Regions from separate parts of the Mus musculus genome. Here region 1 is linked to region 2. Evidence: chromatin loops called from intact Hi-C (ENCODE). Cell type or tissue: gastrocnemius. All regions are shown on one strand. Links, peaks and the distances in the headings refer to the core of each region. The heading gives the core; the rest is flanking DNA. Region 1 has its middle 14 kb from the start of Il5. Region 2 holds the start of Shroom1 (shroom family member 1).

Evidence for each region. Peaks named below come from ENCODE experiments on the same cell type or tissue, not always from the same donor. Only the 100,000 strongest peaks of a DNase experiment are listed, where the experiment ranks them.
Region 1: a loop joins it to region 2, with 2.3 times the contacts of the local background. A loop is called at or near these places in 22 of 42 quality-filtered maps.

Annotation. Positions count from the first base shown.
Region 1 is chr11:53,727,208-53,743,331 of GRCm38, reverse strand. No RefSeq gene overlaps it. Among named protein-coding and RNA genes, the nearest start is that of Il5, 14 kb to the right of the region's middle. In gastrocnemius, for the core only: CTCF peaks have their summits at 5,538 (motif pointing left), 6,107, 7,555 (motif pointing left) and 9,294 (motif pointing right); DNase peaks (open chromatin) are centred at 5,559, 6,085 and 7,547; H3K4me3 peaks cover 392 bases; H3K27ac peaks cover 1,295 bases.
Region 2 is chr11:53,457,139-53,473,262 of GRCm38, reverse strand. It overlaps Shroom1 (shroom family member 1), which reads right to left and starts at 16,058. Exons shown (of 8, transcript NM_027917.3): 1 at 15,922-16,058; 2 at 9,070-10,040; 3 at 8,933-8,988; 4 at 7,955-8,143; 5 at 7,219-7,767; 6 at 7,007-7,139; 7 at 6,613-6,885; 8 at 5,497-6,500. The coding sequence starts at 10,008. The coding sequence ends at 6,168. In gastrocnemius, for the core only: a CTCF peak has its summit at 6,508 (motif pointing right); DNase peaks (open chromatin) are centred at 6,544, 6,727, 9,208, 9,514 and 3 more places; H3K4me3 peaks cover 2,667 bases; H3K27ac peaks cover 1,885 bases.

The sequences.
Region 1 (16,124 bases), core at 2,716-10,715, 270 kb before region 2:
ACTGGTAACTCAGGGTTGGAGTCATTCTAAATAACACGTGGCATGAGCCAACCCAGGAAAATATGTCTCTAAAGATACTTCTAAATTGGGATAATATTTTATGTATTTCTTATCCTAGAAACTAGACTTATGAAGGATAGGATTTAAAACAATGTCTCTTTAATGAGGTATTAAAAGCTGCACTGTCATGCACTCATATATAAAAACTGGCAGCCAAAGTTTGTATCGTGAAAGTAATGCTCTTGGTATTGATTTTAGAGAGAAAAGATTGTTTAAAACTGGGCTTTGTTTTCCAAAATTATGGGTATGCTCTATGTTGAAAAAGAAACTTAAAAATATAGTTAAACTGCCAATGTTCCATTAGTTGCAGTTTACAATTCAATTACAAGCTCATGATTTTTAACTCACCCATACTTGTAATTAAGAAAAAATTAAGCAAGTGAAGATGATTGCAAGAGTAATAAAAGAGTTTAAAACAGCTATAGCATAGTACCGACCTGCTACCCCTTTTATACAAGCTTTATTGGATACAGTGGTAGAAGCAAATTTAACCCCCCAAGATTGGAAAGGAGCTCTCAGTGGGAGTTTATCTGGGATCGAACAAGGTCCCGATGAACCAGGTCCCGATGAACCGCCTCAGGAATTTGTGGATAGACTGCTAAAAGCAGCTGGTAGAATTTTTGGAGATCCTCAGGCTGGAGTTCCTTTTGTTACATAATTGGCTTATGAGAGTGCTAATGCAGCCTGTGTGCCCCCATCTGTCCGAACAAAGCCAAGACAGAACCTGATAAACAAAGCTGTCCCTTGTCAGGAAACTGGAGGAAGGGTCAGCCTCAGACCTCAAGGCACTCACAACAGGCAGTTTCCTAGCCAAGAAAATCAGAGCAACCCCAGTAAGCACAGGATTGGACCTCAGTCCCACCACCTACACAGTCCTGACCCCAGAAATGGGAGTTCAAACCCTGCCTATAGGAGTTTTTGGTTCCTTGCCTCCAGGGGCCTTGGGGTTATTTTTAGGCCAAAACATCACTATTATAAAAGGACTACATATCTATCCTGGAGTTATAGATAATGATTATGCAGGAGAAATTAGAATTATGGCTGCTTCTCCCCATGGCATTATAACTGTACCTACTAACAGAAGAATTGCTCAACTTGTTTTAGTTCCCTTGCATCTGCTACCTTCCAAATGTGTTAAGAGTAGGAGAGGACTTTAATCCCAGCACTTGGGAGGCAGGCGGATTTCTGAGTTCGAGGCCAGCCTGGTCTACAGAGTGAGTTCCAGGACAGCCCTGTCTCGAGAAACCAAAAAAAAAAAAAAAAAAAAAAGAGTAAGAGAAGACAAGATGGCTTTGGTTCCTCTGATGTGTACTGGGTCCAGTCTGTTATAATGAGGGACCTAACCTTAAATTACTAATTGAAGAAAAAAGTTTTGAAGGATTAATAGACACTGGAGCTGATGTTCTCTCTCACCTCCAAGGGGTTGGTTATTCCATTAATCCAAAACAAAGTCCAAACTTAAGATGTATGAAAGGTTAATGAAACTAGGAACTTAGGGGGGCATTATGACCTGGCTTACCTACTCCAGCTGCCATTCCAAAAAATAGCTATAAAATTATTATAAATTTAAAAGATTGTTTTTATACTATTCCTTTGTGTCTTGATGGTTGTAATAGGTTTACATTTAGTGTGTCTGCTTGTAATTTTGAATAACTCATGAAGTGATATCATTAAAAAGTTTTGCCTCAAAGAATATCAGATAGCCCTACATTACGTCAAAAATGTGTTTCTGCTTCAGTGCAGGAGGTTAGGACTTTGAATCCTTCAGTGTATACTATTCGTTATATGGATATTTTATTAACGGATCCCTCTGAAGGCGTTTTACCACAAGCCTTTCTCTTCTTATACAACACACTTTAAAATTTTGGAGTAGTTGCTGCTCCAGAAAAGATTCAAAGGCGATATCTTTTTCAATAGTTGGGACATCAGTTATATCCTAAACAAATTAGCACAGAAAATCCAAGTAAGAAAAGATAATTTACAACCGGGCAGTAGTGGTGCACGCCTTTAATCCCAGCTCTTGGGAGGCAGAGGCAGGCGAATTTCTGAGTTTGAGGCCAGCAGCCTGGTCTACAGAGTGAGTTCTAGGACAGCCAGGGCTACACAGAGAAACCCTGTCTCAACACACACACACACACACACACACACACACACACACACACAAAGATAATAAGATAATTTACTTACCTTAAATGATTTTCAAAAGCTTCTAGGAGATGTTAATTGGCTAAGACCTCACCTTAAGCTCACCACAGGAGAACTTAAATCTCTGTCTGTTTGTATTCTCAGGGGGGATGCAAATACTAGTTCCCTGAACAATTAACCAATGATGGACAAATAGCTTTGCAGAAAGCAGAGGAAGGTATTAGCCAACAGCAGATACATTATATAGACTATGAGCAATGGTTGACTGTTTCACAGCAGTCCTTAGGCCAAAGGGACCATTAATGTGGATCCATTTTTCTTTGTCTCCAAGTAAAGTTTGCACGCCCTATTATGAAGCTGTTGCTGTGTTAATACAGAATTGTAGGATAGAGTCATGAAAGTATTTTGGCAAAGAACTTGATGAGACATTTATTTCTTATTTCAAACAGCAGTTAAATTGATAATTGCAGGATACTGATGTTTGACCTATTGCATGACAAATTTTTTAGGCAAATTTGATAATAATTATTCAAAAGACAAGTTGTTAGAATTTGCCTCTGTACATACTTTTGTATTTCCTGTAAATGTACACATGCAGCCCATAGAGAATGCATTTACTGTATTTACAAACTGCTCATCTAATGGGAGAGAAACATATGTGATTGGATCACATGTTTATTCTCTCGAGTTTCAACCCTGCTTCACGAATAATTGAATTACATGCTGTAGCTACTGTTTTTGAAATGTTGAAAAATCAAGCTTTTAATTTGTATACTGATAGCCAATATATAGCTCATGGTTTACAATTGCTTAAAATTGTTCCTTTTTTAGATACTGATAATTCTCAAATTTTACAGTTACTTATACTGATACAGCTTAAGTTAAGAAACATGTACTGTTCCTTACTTTGTAGGACATTTAAGGGCTCACACTGGATTTCCTGGACCCCTGGGCAATGGCACAGCAGATTTGTATCCCAGGCAGATTATAGGCCTTACAGGAACAATTAGCCAAACAATCTCATTCTTTACATCATCAAAACAGTAATAGTTTGAGACAATTTGGTATTTCTAGAAAATACACACATCAATTTGTAAAGACTTGTTCTCAGTGTCCTCTATTTCTTCATGTATCACATAATGATGTTAATCCTTGAGGACTCCTACCTAATCATTTATGGCAAATGGATGTTACCCATATTTACCTATTATCCTAAAGGACAAGGTATTGTGGAACAAGCCCATGGAACTTTAAAACAATATCTTCATAGAAAACAAAAAAGGAGGAATTATATCCCTATTCACCACAAAATTATGTAAATCACACTTTTTATTTTAAAATATTAAAATTTGGATGCCAAGGAAGTCTCTGAGTGTGGGAGGAGCATCTACTGGCGCTTCTGCCCTGGTTTTGCAAGAAAAAAATTACGAGTTCCTTATAACAGCAACAGATACTGATATAGAAAGGATAGAAATCTCTGTTTCCCATTTGCAAGAATCTCTAACCTCCTTATCTGAGGTAGTGCTTCAAAACATGAGAGGACTTGATCTTTCATTCCTTCAGCAGGGAGGATGGTGTGCAGCCCTCCATGAAGAATGCATCATTCAGGAGTTAGTAAAGGATTCTATGGCTAAAGTTCAAGAAGGAATAGCAAAAACGAAAAGAGAAAAAGAACAGAATCAGAGATGGTTTGAATCTTGTTTCTCCACTTCCTCATGGTTTACAACTTTAATTTTTACACTGCTTGAACCATTAATTATACTTTTTTTGCTTTTAACTTTGGGACCTTGTATCTTAAACAGATTGGTTGCCTTCATACAGAACCACTCTCGGCAAGCTCAGCTATCTATTCACCATGGCAGTTACCCATCGCTATGAAGAAATGCATTGAGCGCATATTCATATATCCTTCGTGGCTTTGGTCTGAATGGGAAAGAGTTTGCTATAGAATCCGGTAGTCAGAGATGGGTAAGAGTGTTCTTGAGGTCCTGTCAACCTAAGACAGAGACATACATCAATGCTATTCTTTTTTTTTTTTTTTTTTTTTTTTTCGAGACAGGGTTTCTCTGTGTAGCCCTGGCTGTCCTGGAACTCACTCTGTAGACCAGGCTGGCCTCGAACTCAGAAATCCTCCTGCCTCTGCCTCCCAAGTGCTGGGATTAAAGATGTGCACTACCACGCCTGGCTCAATGCTATTCTTGATCTCCATGACCGGTAAGAAGGAGCAGTATAGACACTGACCTAAGACAGTCACAGTCACCTGGCCACTCTTTACCCTAGATGGGATTCTGTAAAACAAGTAAATCTTGTGGAGTTATCCGCCTTGGTTGCACATGCAAGTTCCCACAGGAACATAGAAGAATAGACTGCCTATTGACCTTGCTTTGCAACATAATCCAGCTGAAACAAAGGATGGGTCTGTGGGCTCTCCCTATATAAACCCAGTGCTGAAGATTAAATTTGGAGCCTTGATCAGAACCTTGTCTTGGGTTCATTCTTCTCTCACCCACCCCACCCCCCATTTCTTTTTCATTTCCAACTCCCTTTTCAGGTAAACCTAGTTTGTCCATGGTCGCTGGATGGCTACAGTCTCTCACTGTACTGAGAGCTCATGACTAGAGGCCAACTAGCTCACTCCTGTCTTTGTCAGTCCAGCACTGGGATAACAGGTATGTGCTGGTTTTACAAATAGATTTTGGGGTTCTATTTAGGTCCCATGCTTATGATATATGCACTTGATAGACTGAGCCATCTTCCCAGTTCATAAATACATATTTTTTATGTGCACGTAATACCTTGCTACTGTAAAAGTATTGCCTCTACCAAGATACCACCATTTATTTACTTATTTATTTATTAATTTAATTTATTTATTTAGACAAGGTTTCTCTGTGTAGCCCTGGCTGTCCTGGAACTCACTCTGTAGACCAGACTGGCCTCGAACTCAGATATCCACCTGCTCTACCTCCTGAGTGCTAGGACTAAATGCATGTGCCACCAAGCCCAGCTAGGATATGGATAACTATTTTAAGTAGTTTTAGCACGTGTCTACCTTACGTGTTTCCAAGAGCCATGATAACCCCATTTTTAAAATGAGGTCCCATGAATAACTCCTTGTCTACAAATCTGGTATTTAGGACTCTTAGCTCAGTGTTCTCACAAGTTTGGGAGGTGAAAGCCATGGGAGAAACAAAACAAAATAAAACAAGACAAAACAAAACAAAACAAAAACAAAAAATAGGGGTGGGGTTGGGAGTAGGGAGTAGGGAGAGTAGCCTGGTGCTGTGTTGTTATTGTTATTGTTAAAGCCCCGACATGGTGCCCTCTAGTGGCATGTTGTAAAAAGCCACCCGGTCTCCACACTGTCTCTCCTCTAGTGGTTGAGAATGCCTTCAGTGTACAATGATAGAGGGCCGAGTAGGACAACCTTTCCTCCGCAGAACTCCCACTGCTTCCTGCTGGAGGATTAGGACGAGGGCAAGTGATTTACTTGTGTTTGTTTATTGAGACAGACTCTCATTGTGTAGCTCTGGCCGGCTTGGAACTCACTGTATAGACCATGCTGCCTTCAAATTCGCAGAGATCTACAGTTCTCTGTCTCCTTGAATGCTGCCTTCTCTCTGCATCTGAATCAGACTGATGCTAGGCATGGGCTGGTGTAAACTGGCAGAAGGTTGCTTATGTAGAAGGCAGACCTGGATCCCAGAACTCTGGGGAGGAGGTGAGGAAGGCTGGTGTCCAGCTATTTGAAGGCCTCTAAAGTGGGAACAATGAGGGGAGTGGAGTGGGCGCTGAAAATTAACATATCAGCCACCAGGGGGCGGTGTTGGATCTCGCCAACGGCCTGCCCAACTGGAAAGAGCACGGAACTTGGAACTTGGCTTCTTTTCTAATGTAGCAAAAGCACCTCAGCTTCTTGAGGGACAGCACTGAGCAGCCTCCAACTGGTGGGAATTTCGGCCACAAGAGGGAGATAGTGAGCTGAGCTCGTGGTTTCAAGGTTGATCTATTTTCTAAAAGACTTCAAAAGGCGAGCTTGGTGATGATACAAGCCTGGAAAGCCCAGGGCTCAGGAGACAGAGACAGGAAGATCACTCAGTTTAGGGGCCAATGACCCCTTGACTCAGAATAGGGGTAGGCAGTTGCATAGTGAGAATCTGACTGTAAAATAAAGTGCAGGGGCTCGCCATACTGCTCTCACAGAGGACCTGAGTTCTGTTCTCAGTACTTTGCTTACAACCGCCTGAAACTCCAGTTCCAGGGGATCCCGTGCCCTCCTCTGACCACCATGGGCACAAACACTCACATGGCACATATCCATATGAACACACGCGTGTACACACACACATGCATGCACTCATGCATGCACACACACACATACACATATAATTGTTTTGTTTTGTTTTGCTTTGCTTTGTTTTTGTTTTGTTTTCAAGACAGGGTTTCTCTTTGTAGGTCTGGCTGTCGTGGAACTCACCCTGCAAACCAGGCCAGCCTCGAACTCAGATTTGACTGCCTCTGCCATTCTAGTACTGGGATTCAAAATGTGCCACCATTGACCAGCAGTAAAATATTTTTAAAATAAGTTGGAGCCGGGCGTGGTGGCCCACGCCTTTAATCCCAGCACTCGGGAGGCAGAGGCAGGTGGATCACTGAGTTCGAGGCCAGCCTGGTCTACAAAGTGAGTTCCAGGACAGCCAGGGCTATACAGAGAAACCCTGTCTCGAAAAACCAAAAAAAAAAAAAAATAAATAAATAAATAAATAAAATAAGTTGGGCATGGTGGCACACACTTAATTCCAGCACTCATGAGACAGAGGCAGAGGCAGGCAAATCTCTGAGTTTGAGATCAGCCTGTTCTACATTGTGGGTTCCAAGACAGCTAGGACTACACAGAGAAACCCTGTCTCAAAAAATGTAAACTTTTTTTTTTTTGAAGAAAAATAATGAATCTAAAACAAAGTAAAAGAAAAAGAACAGGTCTGTTTGTGCTCAGGTGGAATTCAAAGACCAAGAGACAGCTGGTGAGTGTGGCTGTGCCAAGGGTCTGCGTTTTGTTAGGTTCCAGGACACGGCCAAAGCTCCTGACCGGCTAAGAAGGTCCACAAAACAAAACACGCAGCAGCGTCAAGAGAGACCTAGTGATCACCTCGACAGCACAGGCCCTGGGAAATTCTCGCTTTTTTGGCAAAGGCTTTGGACTTGGACCTTAGCAAGAGAGAATGTGATTCTCTTTGTCCAGCTTCGGGAAACTGAACACATGCAGAACACGGCGCTGTTTCACATCCATCGCACGCTCCTCCGCCGCACTCACCCTACCACCCTGTACAGCCGCTTCGTATGTGCGCTCACTGTCTCCCTCTACTGGAGACCATGAGCTAAAGCAGGGCTGTGTCTGATCCTGTACTGCCATAGATGCTCCTCAGGGACAAGTGACAGGTGGATGTGGAACATCAGTGCCCAGAGCCCAGTAGCCTGGGCAACTGGTCTGCTTCTAGTTGTGGCGATTCTTGCAAGGAGAGTCGCCTTGCTTACGAGCCTTCACACTTGGGATCATTCCTCACTTAGAAGCATAGATTTGGCCTTCATTCCAGACCACTGCTAAGAGTCCAGCCTGCCCGTTCGAAAGATGCTGAGGGCTCTAGGGGACCCTGTAAGCTGCCCTGCTTCCGCTCTTTACAGTGTTGTGAGCGTCTTTCTAGACATCCGAGAAACGGGAAGCATCGCGATGTATGGTGGGGTTTGAATAGAATGGTAGAAGACAAAACCCCATTTCTTCCAAGACAGAAAGAAGTTCCTGTTTGCTTCAGCTCCGGGTTTCTCCCACCTCGATTCAACAGGGGGAGGGGAAGTACCTTTCCAGGGGTAGAAAGTACTGGGTGGGAAGTACCCTTCCAGGGGTAGAAAAGAGCAGGCTCGGGCACTTTCAAACTGATTATTATGAAACCGGTCATATGTACGAGAGAAAACAGCACTCATGCCAACGACCTCAAACTCGATCAACTCAGAGGGCACCCCCTGCCCCACCACAGTGTCCAAATCCCCTCCTGCCAGAAGAGACATGAAACAGGTGTTTCCCCTTCCCTTCCTTTCTTCTCCCCTGACCCCTGAACCTCTGTGTCTTGACACTGCCTTGAGGCTGGCTTCAATCTCAAAATGTAACTGAGGAGCCCTTTGCACTTCTGGTCCTACTTCCGACGTGCCAGCACTGAGTATAGCGTGCTGGGGATCCAACCTAGAGCTTTGTGCACCCCAGGCAAGCACTCTTCCAAGGAAGCTACATCCCAGCCCCTCCTCTGAGTTAATCATTTCTTTGTTACCCTTTAAAGTTTTGTCACAGATGTAAATGTTCTGATATTATATATTATTTTATTTTGCCTATTCGGGGCAGGGGCTGCAGGGAACTTTTTTTGTTTGTTTGTTTCTTTTATCCTTATGGGTGCTTTGTCTGCCTGTATGTCTGGGCACCATATACAGAGTCCAGAAGAGGGCACCAGCTCCCCCTGGGTTACAGAATGTTGTGAAATGTCATGTGGATGCTGGAACTGGAACCTGAGTTTTCTGGAAGAGCATCCAGCGCTCTCAACTGCTGAGCCATCTCCTCAGTCCCTGGTAGTGAACTTTACTGGTGGTAATTGAGAGAATAGGGTTTCCTAACTTGTCTGGGTATCTGGAATGGAACTGTGAGGGTATATTCAGTGTGATGGAGACTGAATCCAGGCAGGGACTCCTCAGCAGCTGAGGGCCCCTCTCTTATGGTGTGGGTGGTCCATGGCTTCTTATTTCTTTTTTTTTTCTTTATTTTTTTGTTTTTGTTTTTTTGTTTGTTTGGAGACAGGGTTTCTCTGTGTAGCCCTGGCTGTCCTGGAACTCACTCTGTAGACCAGGCTGGCCTCGAACTCAGAAATTCTCCTGCCTCTGCCTCCGAAGTGCTGGGAGTAAAGGCGTGCACCACCACCACCCAGCTTCTTATTTCTTTTTTTTCCTTATTTATTTATTTATTTATTTATTTATTTATTTAATGTAATGTAAGTACACTGTAGCTGCCTTCAGATACTCCAGAAGAGGGCGCCAGATCTCCCTACGGATGGTTGTGAGCCACCATGTGGTTGTTAGGAATTGAACTCAGGACCTTCAGAAGAGCAGTCAGTGCTCTTAACCGCTAAGCCGTCTCTCCAGCCCCTGGCTTCTTATTTCTTGAAGACCCTGTAAGGCATGAGATCCATAACTCTGTCTCTGTAGCTGAGTTCACTATCATATCAGAAAATGAGCTTGACAAAGTGGTCATTGAGAGCGATGCCATCCATCACCATAGGAGGAAGAGTGCCGCTGTTAAAGTCACAGGAGACAGCCTGGTCCTCAGTATAGTTCAGGATTCCCTTTGGGGTCCACATGCCTGCTTCACCCTCTTCTTGATGTCATCATACTTGGCAGTTCTCTCTGAGCAGCAGGTCAGATCCACGATGGCCATATTGGAATGAGGAAGGACAGGCCAAAGTGACTCCATTGTGTCCTAGCTTCACCAAACTGCTCCTTAGCCCCTACTGAGCACTTCCAGATGAGTAGAACATTCTTGTGCAACCGAACCAGCAATTCCAGGAGGTCCAATTGTTTAACAGCACAAAGTGTTTTAATCAACTGAACCAAAACCTATGAAACCTCAACCTCCCCTACAACCCCACCCCTGACATAACCTCCTCCGACTTGATGTAATTAAACGTAATGCTGAAGGTTTGGGAGTGTATGGCCCATGGTATACATGCAAGAAGCAATGGGCTTAATCCCAGCATCCAAAAAGATTACTCCAAATAGAATATTAGATAGATTTAGGAAATATGAGTAAGGTGTGGCCTTTAGTTAAGGATAAAAAAGAAATCAGTATCTACGAAGGATCCACCCAGGGAGGAAAGGCCACAAAGATGAGGGCATCTACTCTATTTGAATAATTCTGTTTAAATCTGAAATCATCCATGAAGTTAAAAAAAAAAAACAAAACCACCTTTATTTAGGGCTGGAGAGATGGTTATGAGCATTGGCTACTCTTCTACAGGACCCAGGTTCAATTCCCAGCACCCACATGTTGGCTCATGGTTGTCTGTAATTCCAGTGCCAGGGAATCTGCTGCTCTCTTCTGCTCTTCTCAGGAACCAGGCACACATGCAGTGCACAGATATACATGCAGGCAAAAAATCATATACATAAAATAATACATTTAACTTTTCATTTAAATGGGAAATGATGGTGTGTACCCGTAATCCCAACATTTGGGAGATGGAAGGAGGTGGTGTCAGGTATTTAATATACGTAGTAAGTTCAAGGCCAGCATGGGTTATGTGACAGACACCCTGTCTGTCTCAAGAAGGAGGGGGGAGGGGAGAGATGGTCAGAAAAAGAAGTTGTTTAAAGCAAGGCTGTAACTGGTCAGTGGGCAAGGATTTCTTTAAGGCATATACTAGGTTGAACCTCTGGGTCACCGGGTGCGTGTGCCGGAAATGTGTTCTAGGATCTGCATTTCAAAACTACCAATTTATTCCCTGGGTGATGTATCAGAATTCCTTTTACTTCACATCCTGAACTGAGGTGTAATATCTGACTTTTGATTTCTGCCAGTCGGGTGGGTGCGAAGTGTTATCTCCCTGTGGTTTAATTTTTCATTTCCCTGGTAACTAACTCGGTGTGCATCTCTTCCTGTGTTTATTGGCCATTTGCATTTCCTGTTCTGGGTAGTGCTGATTCAAGTCTTTCACCTTTTTTTTTTTTCTTTTCCTTTTTGAGTGGGTTAATTATCTTTTTCTGATTAATTAAGAGAACTTTGCGATACTTTCTGGAAATTTGTCCATTGTCAATATTTTCCCTAGCTCGCCACCGGTCTTCGCAAATGCCAAAGTGAGTGAATGAGTTTATCTTTTCCTTCGTGGTCTGCGCTGGAAGGGTTCTCACCTATTAATTCCCACATTTGGGAAGGGAGACCCTGCCTCTCCGGTGCCCTTAGCTCTCCCTCAGCCTTTCCTGGGTACTTGGAGGTGGACCTCAGTGGATAACACAAATGAATTCTTTTTGTTTTTAGACTCTTTAAAAAGTTATATTTATTTATTAAGCCTGGGAAGTGGGGCATGCGTGCTCCAGCACACAAGTGGAGATTAGAGGTCCAGAGTCGGTTCTCCACGTCCACCATGTAGGTCCCAGGGATCAAACCCAGGTCATCAAGTTCAACAGCAAACATCTTTGCTAACTGAACCATTTCACTGGCCCACTGCTGAGTTCTTCATCTGTAGATTTGGCAGTGGGTTGGCAAGCACTGGTCAGTGATCCAAAGGTGGGAGGAGCATGGAGTCAGGATGTTCATCTTTCCAGTCCCTCCTCACAGGAAGTTCCAGTGTTCATAAAGGGTTCCTCTGTATATAGTACCCCTGAGCCTTCTGGTTCCACTCCTGCGGTTACTAACTTTAGATAGGTTTCTTTCCCTACATCTTGTTCTCATTTTAGGAGTCCCCTCAGTAACTACTCTTCCAAGTTATTCAGTGTGGTGGTTTATTTTGATGGTCAACTTGACACAACTTAGAATCGCCGGAAACGGGAAGTTCAGATTGGCCGGCGGCCATGTTGTAGGGGTTGGGTGGGGTTGTCCCGATTGCCTTCTTTAAGGTGGGAGGCTCTAGCCTGAAATTGGCAGCATCAGGTTCGGAGCCCTCCACTGTAGAGTGGAGGTCAGCTACTATGCATGCATGCAGTCATTTTTCTCTGCTCTTAAAACAGACTCCCCCCCCCCAAAAAAATGGGTTCTTTGAGAATTTCAAACAATGTGTTGATCCTAATCAGCCCTCCCCAACTCCTTCCAGATCCCCCCCCCCCGGCCTACCCACCCAGATTTGTGGGCTTTTTTGTTGTTTTGTTTTTGTAACCCATCATGTCTGGTTTGCATTGCCCACACTCTTGGATGTGCGGTCTTCCACTGGAGCATGGCTAGAACTCCAGAACTTGCAGAAGTCCCACCCCCACCCCACAGCATCTATCAGTTGCCAATAGTTTCTCTCTAGAGGCGGGACTTGGTGCTCATCTCTCCTTTCGGGCTGAAGTTTAGTCAGGCTTGGGTCTACACAAATCCAGTGCCTGGTGTCGCAGCTGCTGCGAGGTCACATGGTAGCTGTCCTACTGTATCCGGAAGACTGTTTCCTTAGAGTTGCCGCTACGTCTGAAGCTTATGCTCTTTCCACCCCATTTCCTTTGATGGTTCCTGAACTTGGGAGGGGGTGTATAATATAGATGCCCCGTCTAAGGCTGAACATCCTGCAGTCTCTCATTCTCTGTTCCTTGACCAGTTGTGGATCTCTGTGCTAATCGACAATTACTGCCAATAAAAATGTCTCTGACGAGAGCCGAGACATGCATGAATCTATAGGTATAAGGACAAGTCGCTGGAAGTCAGTTTGATGCTGTGTCTGTGGATAGGTGGGTCATAGGCCCTGCTGTTATTCAGCTAAATGGACATAGTATCACATTTATGTCTCTGCTCTTGACTGTGGGTGTGGCATGATAAGCCTTTCCTTACTACCTTGACTCCTCTGCAGCAATGGCCTGTAACCCTGAATGGTGAGCTAAACCAAACCTTTCTCCCCAAGTTCTTTTTTTTTGTCAGAGCACTCCATTGCAGCAGCAGAAATGAAACTAGAATATCCCGTGTAAAAGAGAATCGTTTCTTGCTAGGAATGCTCACCCAAGGGCAGCTTGTGGACGTTGTTTTTCTACCACGTGGTATCCAAGGACTGAGCTTCAGACGTCAAGTTTGGTAGCCAGCACCTGAGCCGAGCAATGAGCCCAAGACCCCCCCACCCCCATTTTGTTTTGTTTTGTTTGAGACAGGGTTTTTCAGTGTTGCCTTGGCTGTCCTGGAACTCACTCTGTTAACTAGACTGGCTTCAACTCAGAGAGATAGCCTGCTTCTGCCTCCCTGAATGCTGGGATCAAAGGCATGTTTGGAGCCACCACCACCTGGCTTTAAATCTCCATTTTAATACATATTCATTATACTGGTTCTCTTTCTCTAGAAAACCCTGACCCAGGAAGTACAAATATAAAAGGACATCATATGTCATCAGGGAATTTCAAGTTAAAGCCAGATACCACTATACACTCATTAGAATGGCCCGGATCCAAAATCCCACCAAAGGCAGACACTGGTGACAAGGTGTGAGCACAGACTCTCTAGTTCATTGTGGTGGAGATGCAGCTGGCGGTTCCCTCCAGAGCTCAGCGGGCTTTCACCAGACTCCACAGTCTGTGTTCTTCACTCTCTATCCAAATGAGGGGAAACGTACATCGATTGAGCAACCTACTTGGGGATGTTTATAGAGGCCTTCCTATAATTGCCAAGCCTGGAAGCAATCACAATGTCCATTTAATGGATGGATGCTCACTGTGGTGCATCCAGACAGTGGAATGTTAAGTTCCGTGTTAAAAGAAAATGAGTAGGGCGATCGATGGCTTGGTGTATAAAGTGCCTGGCACACAAGCACCCACGTGCAAAAGCTGGGCAGTGTTGGCACACATTTGTCACCCCAGTGGCAGGGATGGGTTTGTGTGTCAGGGGTGGGGTGGGGGTAGGGGGACAAGAGGATCATCGGGATCATCAGGGCTTGCTGGGCAGGAAACCTAGCCCAACTGGTGAGCTTCAACTAGCCAGTTCAGTGAGTCACCCCGACTCAAAAAATAAAGTGTGGAGTAGTGGAGGAAAGCACGCAATGTTGACCTCTGGCTTCTGGACACACACACATGTGCATGTACAGAAGCATGCAGTACAGGGAGGGGGAGAAGAAGGAGGGGGAGGAGAAAAAGAGGAAGAAGGAGAGAGAGAGAAGGAGGAGGAGAGGAAGGAGGAGGAGGAGGAAGAAGAGGAGAGGAAGAAGAGGAAGAGGAGGAGGAGGAGAGGAAGAAGAAAGAGACATTGGAGATGTAGTTCTGTGGTAGAGTGCTGACCTATCAAGTTCAAAGCAGAGTTCATCGTGAAAAGCACAGATAGCCATGCATGGTGGTTAAGGCAGGAAGATTGTGAGTTCAAGGCTACTCTAGGCTATATAGAAAAACCACGTCTAACACACAGCCACATAGGAAGCATAAATATGGATTGCTAAGTGAAAGGAGCCAACCTGAAAGGTCTGTATATGTGCCATTCAGAAAACATTAAAACTATTGACACAGTACAATAGCAGTTGTCAGCCCTTGGGGACAGGAGAGAATGACGAGGCTGAGCACAGGAGGTTGCTAGGATAGTGAAATGACGGGATGTGAGTACAGTGGTGGTAATGTGTCATTACACATTATGGCTCACTGTTCTGTGGGTCTCTGTACCACCACCAAGAGTGAATGTAGGAAACTATGAACTTGGAGTAATAATGATGGGTCAGTGCTAGGTCAACAGTATGACAGCTGGCAGGAAAAGATGACAACCAGGCTTGGGGAGATGGCTCAGCAGCTGAATGCTCGCTGCTTTGGCTGTCCTGGAACTCACTTTGTAGACCAGGCTGGCCTTGAACTCAGAAATCCACCTGCCTCTGCCTCCATGAGTGCTGGGATTAAAGGCATGTGCCACCATGCCCGGCTGCTCGCTGCTTTTATGGGGGACTCAAGTCTGGTTCCCAGCACCCACAGCTACCTACCAGCTCCCAGAGGTCTGATACCTCTTCTAGCCTCTGTAGGCACTTGCAACACACACAGTGTAGGACACAGTGTAGGAAAGGGCACAGAGGGATCTGGAGATGGAACATGGTAGAGTGTTTGCCTAGCATGTACAAAGCTCAGGGTTCAATTCCTAGCATGGCATGAGCCAGGTATGATGCACTGCATGCAATCTCAGCACTCAGAAGGTGAATCAGTAATTCATGGTTATCTTTAGCTATATTGAGAATTTAAGGCTAGCCTGGGCTACATGGAAACATGTCAAAATAACCCAAAAAGGCAAAGCTATACAAATTCATGGGGTGTTGGAATAAGAGTCATTATTCCTACTGAGTAAAAGCTTTTCAATAATTTTCTGTTGTTGTTGCTGTTGCTTGAGACAGAGTTTCTCTGTGCCCTGGCTGTCTTGAAACTCTCTTTGTAGACCAGGCTGGCCTTGAACTCAGAGATCTGTGCCCCATCACACTCCACTAGCAGTTCTTATAAGGGACCTTAGGGTGAACTGTTAACTCAGCAAAAGTTCAAGTCCCTTAAAATGTAAGAGATACTTTCATAATATTGAATCGCCACACTTTCTGTCCTTGGCAGACGCCAGGAATGCATGTAGTACACACACACACACACACACACACACACACACACACACAAATTTCACACAAATAAAATAAATAAATAAATAAATAAATAAAATCTAACAAATTTTCAAAGAAACAAAACAAAAAGTTTGAATGTTAAATTGGAGACATGGCCCATGCCTGCACTCAGGAGGCTGAGGTGGGGAGACTAGGGAATTTACATCAGTCTGAGCAACACAGTGAGTTTGAGGCCAGGCAAAGTTGCATAATGAAGCTGCATCTCAAAAAAAAATTAATAATTTTGGGAAGATAAAATATATTTTCCAAAGAAAACGCTGATGGAAAATCACCTATGGATAAATAATCAAGGTTAAAAAAAATAACTAGGGAGCCTGGCAGTGGTGGTGCATGCTTTTAATCCCAGTACTTGGGTAGCCAAGGCAGGAGAGCCATGAGCCAGACTCTCTCTCAAAATCATAAAAGTAATATATTGGACCTTGCATACGGTAATACTGACCTGCCGGGCAAGATGATCTCGTTGATGTAATAGTGGCATGACTTTCAGTGTGGTGGTCGTAACCAACTGTGGGCTCTGATTATCTAAGGCATGCTCCCTGGGAGGGAATGCGTGTTGGGAATGTAAATCTAGTCAGAAGCCCACAGACACTTCAG
Region 2 (16,124 bases), core at 2,776-10,775:
TGGGCAGGGGTTGGGGGTGCTGAGTTGTTTCCAGGATTTGCTTTACATCATTCTTTTAAAAAAACAAAACAAAACAAACAAACAAACAAACAAAAACAAACCAAACCAAACCCAAAAAAAAAAAACCCACATTTGTGTTTGCAAACAAACATACTTCATTCTATTAGGAAAAATGTAAAGGGGAGTTAACCCACTTTTGTATGGTAGCAATTAAAATAGGATCAACAGGGCTGGAGCAGTGGCTCAGCAGGTAAGAGCACTGACTGCTTCTCCAGATGATCTAGGTTCTATTCCCAGCACTGACATGGCAGCTTCCGGTCCCATTCCATCTGTGACTCCAGTTCCAGGGGATCCGACACCCTCTACTGGATTCTGCAGGCACATACATGCAGGCAAAACACCCATATACATAAAATAATATTTTTTGTTCCTTTTGAGACAGGGTCTCATTGTCAAATTCTGTCAATTAGACAAAAGCCAGCATTTCTCAGGAACTACCAAAGGAGTCCGCCTCCTTATCACTGGTAGAAAGGTCAAGTGGCTATCTGTAGTGCCCATTGTCATACTAACATATATGATGGCCTCCACGCTCCCTCAGTATTACAAGAACCTGTTACAGAGTCAGTGCTAGCATCCTGGACCTTCTCACCCTGCCTCTTACCCTAAACTTCTCCAGCTCATGGGCTTCCCTCCCCTAGTTTCTCACTCTTGTTCTAACCTTGCTACTTCAGCTATGTCCTCCCCTGGTCTTCTCTCTCTCTCTCTCTCTCTCTCTCTCTCTCTCTCTCTCTCTCTCTTTCTCTCTCTCTCTCCTCCTTCCATACATATATTTAAATAGTATTTAAATAGACATGTACATATATACATATTTAAATCTAAGGCAGACATAATAGTGCCTGCCTTTAATCCCAGCACTCAGAAAGTAGAGGCAGGAGTATTTCTTGTGAGTTCCAGGTTAGCCTGGTCTACATTGATAAGTTCTAGGCGAGCCAGGGCTAAATAGTAAGACCCTTTCTCAAAAAAAATAAATTAAAATCATCAGGTGGGTATAGGGGTACATTCCTGTGACCCCATAAGGTGAGACAGAAGACTAGGGACTCAATGTCATCCTGAATATTGATATACAGAGTTCAAGGCTAGCCTGGGGTACTTGAGGTCTTGTCTCAAAATAATAGCCATCCTCTTTAGAACCAACAATATCACTCTTTCAATATTTTATTAATTTTTTTATGTTATGTGCATGTGTATGGGCATGTGTGTGTGTGTGTGTGTGTGTGAGAGAGAGAGAGAGAGAGAGAGAGAGAAAGAGAGAGAGGGAGGGAGAGAGAGAGAGAGAGAGAGAGAGAGAGAGAGAGATGGCACATGTGTGGAGGCCAGAGAATGACTTCCAGGAGTTAGCTCTTTCCTTCTGCTGTACAGGTCCCAGAGATAAAACCGGGTTGTTGTCAGGATTGGCATCTGGTATCTTCAATCACTGAGCTATGTCTCTTTGTTCCTTCCCTTTTGGGGGGTGGGGGTGGGGTGGGGTGGTGGTTCAAGACAGGGTTTGTTTATGTAGCCCTGGCTGTTCTGGAACTCACTCTGTAGACCACACTGGCCCTGAACTCACACATATCCTCCTGATTCTGCCTCCCAAGTGAATACCGTCTTTCTTAGCTCACATCCCTCTACTATCCTTACCTTCTCCATCTAAACTGCCACCAAGTGAGCTGAAAGCACCTGCCAATCTTTGTAAAGATGCTCTCAGGGGCTGGAGAGGTGGCTCAGTGGTTAAGATCCCTGCTTGCTCTGGCAGAGGACCTGGGTTCTGTTCCCAGTATCTACGTGGCCCTTCACAACTATCTGTAACTCCAGAGTCAGGGGTTCCTGCTCCAGAGTCAGGGGTTCCTGCTCCAGAGTCAGGGGCTCCTGCTGCAGAGTCAGGGGTTCCCACTCCAGAGTCAGGGGTTCCCGCTCCAGAGTCAGGGGTTCCCACTCCAGAGTCAGGGGCTCCTGCTGCAGAGTCAGGGGTTCCCGCTCCAAAGTCAGGGACTCCTGTTCCTCCTTCTTTTGATCTCCAAAGGCACCATCAAGCACGCATGTGGCACACAGACACGCATGCAAGAAAATAGTGAACATAAATTAATCTAAAAGAGGAGGAGGAGGAGGAGGAGGAGGAGGAGTTGAAAGAGGATCCAAGGTGGAGGGGAAGTGGAAGAGGGGGATACAGGAAAAGAAGAGAAAGCATAGAGGGGGAGGGGGAAGAGAAAGAAGAAATCTTTATCCATTCCTCTCCCCCCCCCCGGGAGGGGGTGGGGAACCAAATTCTCTTGGTGGAAAAGCTGAGTGATTTAAATACCAAAGATAACAGACAGTAGCCCCCTAAGCGTGGTGGCTGAGTTGTGACAGTAACACCAGGAATCTTGAGAGGATTTCTTCACAGAAAGTGTAGTCCTTCTTTATCCCACCATTCACCTCTTCTGGGTACAGAGCATTTGCCCTAACCTTCCCTGGGAGCCTCTGCCATCTGAATGGCCAGTGCCTCCATCAGTATCTGTGAGGACCCAGAGTTTCCGCTAGTTACTGACTGAGGAACGTTTTGTAACGAGCAGAATGTTCTCGACAGCTTGGGGTGCCGAAGAACATAGCTTCCCCATTCCATTTCCAATTTACAGTATTAAAGTAAAAAGTACACCAATTAAATTCTTAGGAGGAGGTGGAAGAGCGGGGGCGGGATGAGCGGGAGGGAGGCCGCGGTGATGCCTGTTGCCCAGCAACAGCAGCCAAAGCCAAACATCCAGCAAGGCCCAGAGCGCCGCCTCCAGCAGCCGAGGGAGAGAGCGACACCGAATCACTGCTCAAACTGCGGAGGCAGCGGACAGATACGTTCTTGAACGGATGCTCTGGGCCCACATCCCCAGCTTCTCTCCTCGGCACATCTCATTTAGTCAACAATTTTCCAACGCAGGCCTGTTGGCAGTGAAAGGCAAGCTAGCCTTTTCCTTCTTAGCTAGCCAGAATTTCTTTCTGACAGAAGCAAAAGGCTCAGTTCCAGCCTTCAAGCCCAACAGGGACATTGCCCATCAGAGCCAGGCCAAGTCCTGGTATCTAGACTGGAGCTTGTGCGAGCTCCCTAGGCTGCCGGTGGCCACGGTGTGGGTGGAAGCTTCCATGATAAGGGAACAGTGCCATCTGCTGGCGGTGTATCGCAGGGCCAACGAACGCATCAGGTTCCAAGTACCCCCCAAAAGTCTTGAAGTCTGCGATGCTCTGCTGTGAATTCTTGAGTGCCCTCAAAAGAAACCACCGATTGGACAGGATAAAAACTGAGGCAAGAACGAGACAAGATCAGGCTGGACCCAAGGACCAGCTCTGGAACTGTGACTCAAAAACTGTCAGGGTTGAGCACGGAAATCTCGTTATTTCCCCTTCGAAAAATCTGGCGCAGAACCAAGGTTTGTTCTAGCCTAAAGATGGCAGTCGTCCCTATACCCACCCATAAGCCAGAAATGCTTTGAAATACACACTTTCCATTGGCTGAGTGGACAGTGTTAGGTGTGTTTCTAAGAATATCATAACAGAAGCATGATGTTTCAAATGGGAATTGCGTAGGGCAACAGGCAGAGATCAGCAGCTTCCACGCAGAAGGCTCCTCCAAGAGACCTTAGTGCCCGGACCCTGCCCACAGGGTTCAAGGCGACACAAGGAAAGCATAACGTTAGACCTGCAATGGCCTCAGCAGGAGCCCCATATGCGTTTTATAAAATATCACAATGAGAACATTGTTCTGTGCTCAATAGCCCGACTGTTGCAACTGATGCCTTTAGTATGAATAGGGCCATTTACAGTTCTCAGCCATTTGCACTTAGTGACAATACACATCAGAAAACAAGCCCAGAAGCAGAGATTTTTTTCGCTCTGAGGCCCATTGGCTTTAAATACACATACACGCGCCCTTTAATGTGCCCAACTTCCAAAAATACCCTGAGCCTTTGAGAGAAAATATTCTTATCCCTGCTGTTTGCAACTGATATACTGACTCGGGTCTCATGTTAATTTGCAAAGCTGGTTGTCTGTACATAGGGCTGAACAAATGGAGCCGGTTTTGTCCTGTGTTTTGGACCATCACATACCACCCCAGGATCAGTCTTCTCTAAATACAGTACAAGCCCTAGCTGCCTTTCTGGGACTTCAGGCCTCATCTTCATCTGTAACTCATGGTTCTCAAGAAAAACCTTCCACACAGCCTGGCAAATGCTATGATGACAGACTCTAACTTCAGCAGACTTTCTTTCTTTCTTTCTTTCTTTCTTTCTTTCTTTCTTTCTTTCTTTCTTTCTATATTTATTTTGGAGGCATAGTTAGTTGGTAAGGGTCAGACAAAACCATGTGTTTGTGTATGGGTGTGTGACTGCCACAGCATTTGTGTTGGGTCAAAAGACAATTTCTGGGGCTTGAGAGATGGCTCAGCGGTTAAGAGCATGGACTGCTCTTTCAAAGGTTCTGTGTTCAATTCCCAGCAACCACATGGTGGCTCACAACCATCTGTAATCTGTAATGGGATCTGATGCCCTCTTCTGGTGTGTCTGAGGACAGCAGCAGTGTACTCATACATAAAAGAATAAATAAATTACAAAAAAAGAAAAAGAAAGAAAGACAACTTCTGGGAGTTGGTTCTTCTGTGGAATCTGGGGTTTGAACTCAGGTTATCAGACTTCTATAGCAAATGCTTTTGTGTGGTGATCCAGTTACCAGGGCAGTTAGCAATTGCTGGGGTGGGGGTGGGGGTCAGTGGAATGCCCCTCAGCCCCTCCTGCTTTCAAACCTGGTTCTCCAGTCTCTTCAGACATTGCTGAGCCAGACTGACACTTTACCAAGTCTCTCTTCCATTTTGGTCAGCCTGGACTGTTGCTGGAGTTTGTCAATCTCACACACACACACACACACACACACACACACAGAGAGAGAGAGAGAGAGAGAGAGAGAGAGAGAGAGAGAGAGAGTGTTAGTTTCCCTTGTCGGCTGCAGGCAATGCATGCTCCTCTTAGAGAGTTTATTAGAATATAAAATGCAATGCTTGTTTATACCTTAAGCTTCTTCTCTCTTGACCCTCCTGCCTCCCACCAACTCTGACAGAGGGACTCGCCATCACACGGGAGTGTGCAGGGTTTATAATCCTTCCTCATGCTTTTTTTTTTTTTTTTTTTTTTGGTTTTGTTCTTTGGTTTTTTTGTTTTTGTTGTTGTTGTTTTTGTTTGTTTGTTTGTTTTTGTTTTGTTTTATGAGACAGGGTTTTTCTGTGTAGCCCTGGCTGTCCTGGAACTCACTCTGTAGACCAGGCTGGCCTTGAACTCAGAGATCTGCCTGCCTCTGCCTCCCAAGTGCTGGGATTAAAGGCGTGCACCACTACGCCCGGCTTGTGCTTTGTTTTTGTGGTCGCTCTATGAGGGCTTGAACCCAGACTCTCACACATGGCAAGCAAGCACTCTACAGCTCTATCTGTAGCCCTCTCTTTAAGTTACTTTTATATTTATTTGTTTATTTAGGGGTGTTGTGCCTGCATGTATGTCTGTGCATTACCTGTGTGCAAACCAGAGAGTGTCAGATTCCCTGGAACTGGAGTTACAGACGGGTGTGGGCCATATACCATAGATGCGTGAAATAAAACCCAGGTCCTCTGGCAGAACAGCACGTGATCTTAACTGCTGGTCCATCTCTTCACACACACACACACCCCCAACCCTGTATCCCCAACTCCCACCCCTGCAGACTTCTTTTTTCTGTCTTTTGTGGAGGCAGACCTCCCCCAACCCTGTATACCTAACCCGAAACCCTGCAGCCCTCTTTTTACGTCTTATTTTGAGGGAGAGTCTCCTAAGTTGTCCAGGCTGGCTTTGAGTTCCCTTTGTAGCCCGGATAGACCTTACACTTGAAATCTTCAGCTTCCCATATAGCGGGGAGTACAGCTACACCACCAGGCCAGGCTTTGAATACTGCAGTTTTTACGACCCACAAATTCCCAAAGAATTACAAACTTGAATAAGGTCACAGGAGAACACCGTGGGAAGATGTGTCCTAGGAAGGCCTGGTCTGACTCCTCCCTACTCCCTCAAGGGAAAGCTCTCTATAAAGCATCGCCCCAGTTGTGGGTGAGCCTGGGACAATGTTCCCACCTCCGCTACATGTAACTAGATAAGGGTAGCAAGAAAAGGTTGTTTGTTTAGAGGACGGATTGCTGGGGCCCAGGTCAGTCTGGGAGAAAGGGGATGATGGCTGAGGTCGCTCCAGATAGTGTCCAGTTGGTCCTTAAGGAACCGGATTCGATCGTCCAGGCTGCGCTGCTGTGACAGGATCCTGGCCTTGGAGGCCAGCAGCACACAATAGGAGCGCAGATGCTCTGCGGGCAGCTCCCGCTCCAACACCTGACGCAGGGTTTGCTCCCGCCGAGCCACGTGCTCCTTCAGCTCCTTAGCTTCTTCTTGCTGTCGCTGCAGAAGTTGGAGTCGCTGCAGCAGAGAGGCCTGGAACCACCGGGAGAGGGCGCAGTGAACACCGTTGCTTCCCGGATGATCCGGGCGGTAGAAGGAAGGCCCCTCCAAACCCTGCTCTTCCCCCAACCTCAACCTATTTTACCCTCTCATCAGGGTCGCTGTTTGAGCCCGCCCTAGCCAAGGCGAGGTTTACACGGACCAGGCGACTGCCTAGCAGCAGCAGCAGACCAAGCACACGCTCTAGATCAGTCATGAACCGGCGGAACCGTTCCAGCTCCCGGGGTGTACAGGCCTGGCTCACAGCAGCCTCTAGAGCTCCGTTGCGTTGGGTCCAGTCTGCGGCGGTCCCCCGCAGTCGCTCCTGCTCAGCGTGAAGATCCTGCAGCATCTTTTGGAGGAGGCGGGCTAGTTCCACCTACCGGGAGGGCCTAAGTATTCAAAAACTGGGCCAAGTCTGGATTTCTCCAACCAGACACTAAGCCGCGGCCCCACCCAGCTTCCATCCCCCTACCCACCCCACCCCTTCCCCCACTCACTTTCTTGGCCTGGGTGCTGTTTCCTTCTGGGAATTCCTGGCCACTTGATTGGTCAGGGTCGGGGGTAGAGTTTTCAGACCTTGATGCCTCTTGGGAAGTCTGCAGGTCCTGCGTGAGGTGGTGTCCACAAGACCTGAGGACAAAGCCAAAGTTCTCTGAATCTTTCTGCCTTAGACTGCAGATACTCAGAATCAGGAGTCCTTAATGCTCACCCTTCCTCCGATGCGCCAGCAGCCTTCTCTCCCATCTCCTCAAGGGCTGGCCTCATCGCACTTCGGATCTCTTCGACAGGAAAAAGCCCATCCAGCAGGCCCTGCGGTGGCTCTGGACCGGGCTGGGCGGCAAGAGTACGGCTCAAAGAGGGATCCAGTCTGGCCAGCTCTTGAACCAGCGCCTCAAAATGCCGACTAGGCCAAGTAGTCTTGGAATCAAACTGGCCCCAAGTCAGGGAAGTGTGGTGAGGGGACCCTGGAGTCTCAGAGTCTGAAGGTCTCAAGACATCGACTGGGGGAGGCTTGAGGGGTTTTTTCTCTGTAGCTGCAGAGGGGTCAGTGGTCCCATTAGTGTCAAAGGTTGGGATGTCGTCATTTGTAGTCTCTGGAATGCTTGTGGGTCTGGAGAGATCCACAGAGCCGTTCACCGCTTGCCCACAGTCCTCTGTACCCGTGATCCCTGGAGTCTCATGGAGGGGTCTCTCTGCTGAAACTGCAATCTGACCAGCTTTTTTGCTTAAGTCGTTTTCATACTGCCGGTAGGAGGTGCTGGAAGTAGACGGGATACTGAATCAGAAAAGGCTCTGGTGCAGACAAGAGCTCAAGGTCTGGCTGCTTGCCGCCATCCCCCAACACCTGGGCATTACCTGAGAGAGTTCCCAGCCCTTTGGCATTTTTTAGATGTATATGTGTTAGGAGAGTGTCTCTCTGTGTTTGGACACAGGAAGGGATTCACCTGGTGGGGAGCCCTTGGGAATCTTGAGGTGACGGTGTTTTGGCTTCTCTCAGGAACACGTCATCTTCAGGGAGGGAGGGGCCCGGAGTAGACACCGAGGTCTCAGAGATTCTCCGACCACAGCCAGCCGGTTTGGTCTGGAGGGCCTCTCCAGGACACACTCCTGTGACCTCCTTCTGAGTCAAAGACCTAGAGGCAGGGAGCCTACAGTGACCAGGAAAGAGGCCCTTCCCACGGCCCCAGACAAACAGCAGAGCATGCAGTTTGCACAAGACTGTCGGAAGTCTCAGACTGAGGCACGTAGACTGTCCTGTAATGATTAGATCTTTGCCAACTTGAATGGATTTGGAATTACCTAGGAGACACACCTCTGACTGACTCTGAGGGGGTTTCCAGAGAGGTGCCACTGGGGAGGGAAGATGTATATGTGTGAGGAGAATGTCTGAGATTGTAATCTGACTGAATGTGGGCAGAGTCATCCCATGGACTGAAGTTTGAGGACTGAACAGAAGTGGAAAGGGCACTGAGCCCCAGCAGGAGTCCGTTTCCTGATGGAGGGTAACCAGAAGCCTCACACGCCCTGAATCCATGCCTTCCTGCCGGGATGGACTCCACTCTCTTCAACCGCGAGCCAAAATAAATATTTCTTCTTCAAGTCTCCATTCTTAAGAATTTGTTCACGGGGCTGGAGAGATGGCTCAGAGGTTTAGAGTACTGACTGCTCTTCCAGAGGTCCTGAGTTCAAATCCCAGCAACCACATAGTGGCTCACAACCATCTGTAATGGGATCCAAGTGCCCTCTTCTGGTGAGTCTGAAGATAGCTATAGTGTATGCATACACATAAAATAAATAAATAAATCTTCAAAAGAAAAAAAATTGTTCTCAACAATAGGAAAAGTAATGGATATGGGACCTGTGATTCCTTTTTAAATCAAGACCCGTGAAAGTTGACTCCAAGAGTGTCCCTTATCTCTCACCTGGAAAGCTTGGTGTGAAGCAGTGGTCTGCGGATGTCTGCTCTTTGAGGAACAGCCTAGAACAGGGAAACAGTGGTCTGAAACAGTCTCCCAGATGCCGCCCTCCCCCACCAGTCGACGTCCTTTATCTTCCATACCTGGACAGTGGCCACAGTCCTTTCTGAACCCTTGCAGGGACCCATGACCTCGCCTGAAACACTCTGACTCCGACCCGCAGGTCTATGGGCATTGCCAAGATCCGCTGGCCCGGAATTCAGCTCCGTTGAGCTTAGGGACTGAGTCTCCAGCAGCCCTTTGGACTTTGCGTGCATCCCACGCTGCAACTCCTGCGTGGAATAATCTTTTCTCAAGTCCTCACCAGTGGGCCCACCGCTCCAACCTACGCGATGTAATTTGCCTGGCTCAGAGAAGCAGCACTGCCGCTGCTGGCTGGAGAGACGCCCCCGGCCAGCAGCAGCTAGCGCTGGGACAGCGGTGCGCGCCGGCTCCTCTTCTCCCAGCTCCTGGCTGCTGGAGGCGGAGCGCACGTGCGCCGTGGGAAGTCGCGTGGGGACTGCGGGACGCAGGCGGCCCGGCAGGCTCATGCGAAACTCCTTTCGCTGGAAGGACGTCTCCCGCAGCACTCGTCGCTGTGCACCCTGCAACCGCTGGCGGTAGGCGTCCCGCGAGGCTGGCGGGCTGGGCGGCTCTGCGGTGTGAGCTGTAGCTTCAGCCTCCGCGGCCAGCGCGTACAGCAGTGGGGTGTCTTGTCTGTTTAGTGGTCCCGGGCTTCCCTGGACCTCTGGGGACCGTGGGTCACTGTGCCCAGCGACTGCCTGCACAGGTCGCTGAGTCGTTGAAAGGACAGCGTCCTTCGAGGTAGGAGATTGGCTGCCCCAAACCACTCGCACGTAGTCCCAGTCTAGGTAAGGGAGGCGCTCGGTGCCAGGGGACGGAGTGCGCGTCTCAGGATCACCAGACGCCGTGGAGAAAGAGCTGTAGGCAGAGTCGGCGCGCGTGGACAACCGTCGCAAGTCCAGGCTTTCAGTGGCTGAGGCCTGGGAGGTGCGGTCTCTCCCAGTACCCAGGGCCTCCATGCTTATACAGTTGGAAATTGGAGTTGGCAGACCTGGTGGTGGGGGCCGAAAAGAACAAAAAAACAAAAAAATCAAAACATAGATGGGTTGGTGAGTGAAGAGTTCAGGTAAGGGCTAGGACAACCTGCTGGCTCCTTTGCCGAGGAGAACTGGGGGCTTACACGTGCCCTCCCCGGTCACAGGGTTCCTAGCTCTGGCATCTTCTTTCTCATCAGAATGGTAGAGAAACTCTTGAGGTTGACACGGTCTGGGCAATAGGATGCGCGCAAGTCTGGGCGTTAGTTAGGAACCTTAGTTCTGACGTAGTAGATCCACTCCCTTGCCAGGGCTTCCCTAGTGGTACCTCTGCTCGGACACTCCTGCCGTGCTGAGACCAGGCACATGCTCAAACTCCAGTCCCACCCAGGCTGCTTCCTGGCCATTCTGTTAGCGTCTATGTTTGATCTTTTCCTGATAAACAATGATCAAGAACATTGAGATCACAGAGGAGCCCAGAAAAGGAATGCCAGAGGCAAGGCAGGAGCAGCGACAGCTTCTCAATTTGTCCACCCCCATTCTGTGCCCTTTATGGTCCAGGTGTGTAGCATAAATACTCATCTTAGTCCTCAACCCCCTAGGTGCCTTTTTTTTTTTTTTCAGATGAGAACCCCGCGGTTCTGAGGAGGAAGTGACCCGGCCCAGAGACACACACAGGTCGTAAGTGGCAGAGCCCTGCCTAGAATCGAGGCATGTCTCCAAGTTCACTGCAGCCAAAATTAATTTCCTAGAGGCAAACCCTGGCCAAAGCCCTTGCCATGGTCCCTCTTTCTCCAAGAAAACCCACAGTCAAAGTGTGAAATAAGTCAACTTCAAGTGCCATAAATTCCATAATAATACATTGGGTGGGCCCGCAACTATGTCTTCTGTCTAGGGAGCTTCATCAGACACCCACCTCTCTCATGCTACACCCACAGGACTCAGCTTGGAGGTCATGGGGTTCTTTGGGGGGGGGGGTCACTCATCACCCCTACTCTGCCATTGTTTTTTATTTCCTCCTCCCATTCCCACCCCCTGAGTGTCCTGGGGACAGGCCCTGCCTTTATATGTCACTCAGTGCCTGGCACCAGCCCTGGCATGTAGTCAATGTTAAATAAATAGTTGGTGACTGGCAAGGGGACAGACGGAGGCATGGGGAGTTGGTAGAGGGGTGGCCTTGGTAGAAAAGAGGAGGTTTACTGTCTTCCCCGCCCCCTTCTCCCCTCCCTATTAGTCTTTTCTGGGGAAAGCAACAGAATGGCTGAGGAGGCCCTGGCCACCACGGGTTTAACCAGGTTACTCATGCGTTATCAGGAAGAAACAGAGCCTGCAGGCAAGCAGGACTGGCTGGAAATTGATCTCTCCCCAGTGCCAGGAGGCAGAGCAAGGGGGAAGGCCTGTGTGGCTGCGCTGGGATTGGCTGAGAGCAGCTCTGAGGTTTGAGGATCTGTGACTCCCAGTGACCTATGTTGGAAGGTTGTCTTCCTTGACCTGCTTGGTTAGGGTGCAGAGAATAGGGTGGCACACACTGGGGGTGTGGTCCCAAAGCAGGCTCATTTGAGCTTCCCAGACACTTTGGAATACAGGTGGGCAAATCTCTCTGGGATGCAGTAGTCAACACATTGCTGGGAGTGGGGCCAGGAGCATAAAGCCTTCCTAAAGTGGAGAGGCAAGTGAGCCTCCACTAGACCTAGGGCCAGACTCTTGATGTGACCACACTGGGTGACTGACTCTTCATGTACAACAAGGCCAGCCCTGTTGGTTAGTCTTTACACTCAGGGCTGGTGATCTTTTCACAAAGGCCACAGGAGGGTAAGAAGCTACCAACTGAGTGACAGCCTCTAAGAAAATAGGCAACTCCTCTAAAAGGCCTACCCTGGCTGCTTAGACACCAGTGCGCTCGCTTTCTCTCTCTTCCTACGTTTTCTTTTCTTTAGAAACTTTTTTTTTTTTTGGCTAGGCAGTAGCGGCACACACCTTTACTTCCAGCACGTGGGAAGCAGAGGCAGGCGGATCTTTCTAAATTAGAGCCCAGCCTGGTCTACAGAGCAAGTTCCAGGACAGCCAGAGCTACACAGAGAAGTCCTGTTTCAAAAAAACAATAAAAATAAACAAATAAATAGGTTATCGGATGTGTGTGGTATATGCACAGGTGTGTACATTGGAAGCCAGAGGTGGATGTCTAATATCTTCCTCTGCCTCTTTTCACTTTTTTTTTTTTTTTTTTTTTGAGAAAGGGTCTCTCAATTATGTAGCCTTGACTGTCCTGGAACTTTTTAAGTAAACCAGGATGGGCTTGAACACTCAGAGATCCACTTTCCTCTACCTCCCAAGTGCCAGGATTAAAGACATACACCACCAAGCTTGGTTTACCCTACTTTTTTGTAACAGGCTCTTTGTTTTGCTTTGTCTTTTTTTCTTTCTCTAAACAGGGTTTCTCTGTGTTGCCCTGGCTGTCCTAGAACTCACTCTGTAGGCCAGGCTGGCCTCGTTAAAGGTGTGTGCCACCACTGCCTGGCTGAGACAGGCTCTTTTACTGAACATCATTTAGCTAGGCTAACTGGCCAATGAGTTTCAAGAATTCCCCTGTCTCTTCTCCTCCCCCCTACCCAGCAACAGCACCCTACTCTTCACTTGGGTGCAGGGGAGTCAAGGTTAGGTCTGCATGTTCATACAGCAGGTGACTTACTAACTCAGCCAGCTCTCCAACTCCTCTCTTCCTAATCTTTGTAAACCCAGATCATGGGCTGGCATATGTCATTCGTGCCTGGCCACGTTGGCATGCCAGAAAAGTAGAGGTGATGAAGTACAAAGATATGTCCTCAAAGGAGGCTTTGAGGCTGGAGACATGACTCAGTGGGTAAAATGGCTGCCAAGACTCAACGTGAGTCTGATCCTGGAGACCATAGGAGAGGAAGAACCAATCCAACATGTTCACTGGCTCTGAGTCATGAGTGTCTTCTCTCTCTCTCTCTCTCTCTCTCTCTCTCTCTCTCTCTCTCTCTCTCTCTTTTCTACACCCACAAATAAATAAGAAAAATATTAAAAAAAATAAATCATGAAAATCTATATTAGTGAGTTTCTGTGTCCAGCATGACCAAGGCATGAATGACCAGATAAAATCTGCTTAAGATGGCTGGAGAGATGTGCCAAGAGCACTTGCTATGATAGATATGATGGTACACACTTTTAATCCCAGCACTTGGAGAACAGGGGCAGGAGGAGTTCTATGAATTTGAGGTCAGCCTGGTCCACATAGCAAGTTCCAGCCAAGGCCTGTCTCAAAAATCAAACAAGCAAACAAACAGAATCCGAACTTGCTGCTTTTGCATGGGACCCAAATCTGGCTCCCCAGCATCCACATCTGTCAATCCCCATCTGACAAATATCTGTAACTTGAGTTCCAGGGGATCCCATGCCTTCTTCTGTCTTCCAAGGGCACTTGACATGCGCGTGGTACACACATACATGAAGGCAAAACACACCCATACACATAAAAATTTTTTTAAAAAACATAAAAATAAACCTTAAAAGCAAAAACAGCTTAAGAGACAGAAAGGTGACTCACTGGGCAGGGCTGTCCACTGCACAGGCCCGACAACTTGAGTATGATCTCCAGGATCCATATACGAAGTCAGATTCAGGGGCTGGACCTACGATGGCCCAGCAGTTAAGAGCACTGACTACTCTTACCATGCACCTAACTTTGGTTCCCAGCATCCACACAGCTCATAACCAACTGCGTGCGACTCTAGTTCCAAATGATCCAACACCCTCCGAAGGCTATTGTATGTGATTGACATAAAATAGAATACATGCTTTTCAAAAGTCAGATGCTGTCGTCACATCAGTAATCTCAGCCTACCTACAGTGAGATGGGAGGTAGAAACAAGAGAGTCAGCTGGAAGCTTGAGGACCAGATACCTCAAATATACTTCCTAGCAGCGGAAACAAGAGAGACCTTGACGCATTGTGAATATGCTTGGCCCAGGGAGTGGCTATCAGAAGAGTAGGCATGGCCCTGCTGGAGTAGGTGTGGCCCTGCTGGTGTAGGTGTGGCCTTGTTGGAGTGGGCGTGTCACTGTGGGTGTGGGCAATAAGACCCTCAGCCTAGCTGCCTGGGAGTCAGTATTCTGCTAGCAGCCTTCAAGTGAAGATGTAGAACTCTCAGCTCCTCCTTCACCATGCCTGCCTGGATGCTGCCATGTTCCTGCCTTGGTGATAATGGACAGAACCTCTGAACCTGTAACCCAGCCCCAATTAAATGTTGTCCTTATAAGAGTTGCCTTGGTCACGGTGTCTGTTCACAGCAGTAAAACCCTAACTAAGACATTCACCATGTGGAAGGTGACAATGGACTCCTGAAAGTTCCCCTCTGATGTCCATAACACGCTGTGACACTCATGCTTATACTAACACACACACACATTAAAGTCATTAATGAAAACGCCAATTTATAATGAGCCATTAAACACGTACATATATCTGTTTTCTTATTGCCCCTAACTTATCTAAGGGGTGCTATTACATGGGGTCTCTGTCCATGCAGGATTCCCATATTGTGCCCTTTGTAGGGCTTGCTGTGCCACCAGGGCCTTGGAGCCTCAGGACAAACAACACAGAATTTTGACATTTGTCCCCGGAGCGGGGATTGCAGTAGAGTCTGCTAGAAAAATAGGCTGGGATCCTGGCTGTGGAGGAAGGTACTTGTTACCTGACAAAGGAATAAGGGGGCTCGGGGCTCAGAACTAGGGCTCTTGAGGGTGGAAACACCAGACCTGAAGGATGAAGCTGGCACTGGGGGCTGAATCTCGAGTGAAGGTGGACCCAGGCAAGCAACCAGACGTGGGACTTCAGGCAAGGTTTGTTGGGAAATTTGATAAAGACAATTTTCAGTGGGCAAAACCAGACCAAGGCAACACATGTAAGTCCAGGTCAGGGAACAGGAGAGGCACTGGAGAAAAGTCAAGCTCCGAGCTAATCGGGAATGAAACAGTCCTCTCAAGGGCCACCTCCCATCTGTCTTCCTGTGAGGACCTGTGCAGGCCTTTCCTTGCCTCCAGCCTTCCCTCAGTACCTGGAGGGCTGTTAACTGCACTCCCTGACTCTCCTTAGAGTCAGAGGTTCAGGGTTCAATGCTCAGATCTTAAATCCTAGCATTCCAGGCTAGGTCTGATGGGTGAGCTTTCAGGCAAACTCCTTGGTTCTCTTTTCTAGTCTCCAAAGCTATGGGTGACATTGCACCCCTGTGAGACATCTATTTTACAACATAGTAGCTGGTTATACAGTCTCTGCTGGTCTTGGGCAGACTCTGTGAGACGCAGGTTCCAGGAGGTGTAGAAAAAGCAGAGGGTGAATGACACCTAGGTAAAGATGGTCACTGCCATGGGTACAGCACATACCCCAGGGCAAAAGCTAAGCCCTGGGGACCACAAGGGGCAGCAGAACCACACAAAGAGGTGAGGAAAGAGGCGCTTGGAACACTAGGAGAGCGGGTGGCCTCTGATCAGTGCATTTCTAGGCCTTTTCAGTGGGGTTCACGGTCCGGGAAGATCGGGGGATTGGGAGGGACCCGGATTCTCCAGCAATCGAAGCTCAAGAACAGAGGGTCCTGAGACGGACGCCACTGTGTACATTGCGTCCCTGCAACAGCTGGGCCACCTGGACAGCTCTGTCCCCTGCCAGGCCTGGCCGAGAGTAAAGGTGCGCAGGGGCCCGATTCCACTGGCGCGGCCGGTCTGGACTCCGGGTCGGAAGGTCCAGACAGAATGACGGTCAGTCAGGCTGCTTCGCGGCCACCGCTGTCGCCGCCCCGACCCTCCCGTCCTTGTCTCCCTTTTGGGAAGCAGATCTGTGGACCACGCGCTGTGTGTCCCCTCACCCGGTCCCGCTGCGTACCTGTGGCTCCAGCCCGAGACGCACTTCAGGGCGCCGGCGATCCCTCAGTGACATCCGAGCCCTGGGCTCCAGCTCCCGACGCCACCTCCAGTCTCCGGCCGCAGCAGGGGAGGCGCCACCTCCGGCCGAGGAGGGGCCGGAGTCTGGAGTGGCGGCAGGGCTGCGGGAGCCGCGCCCCTTCCTCTTGCGATTCTGTACGTGGC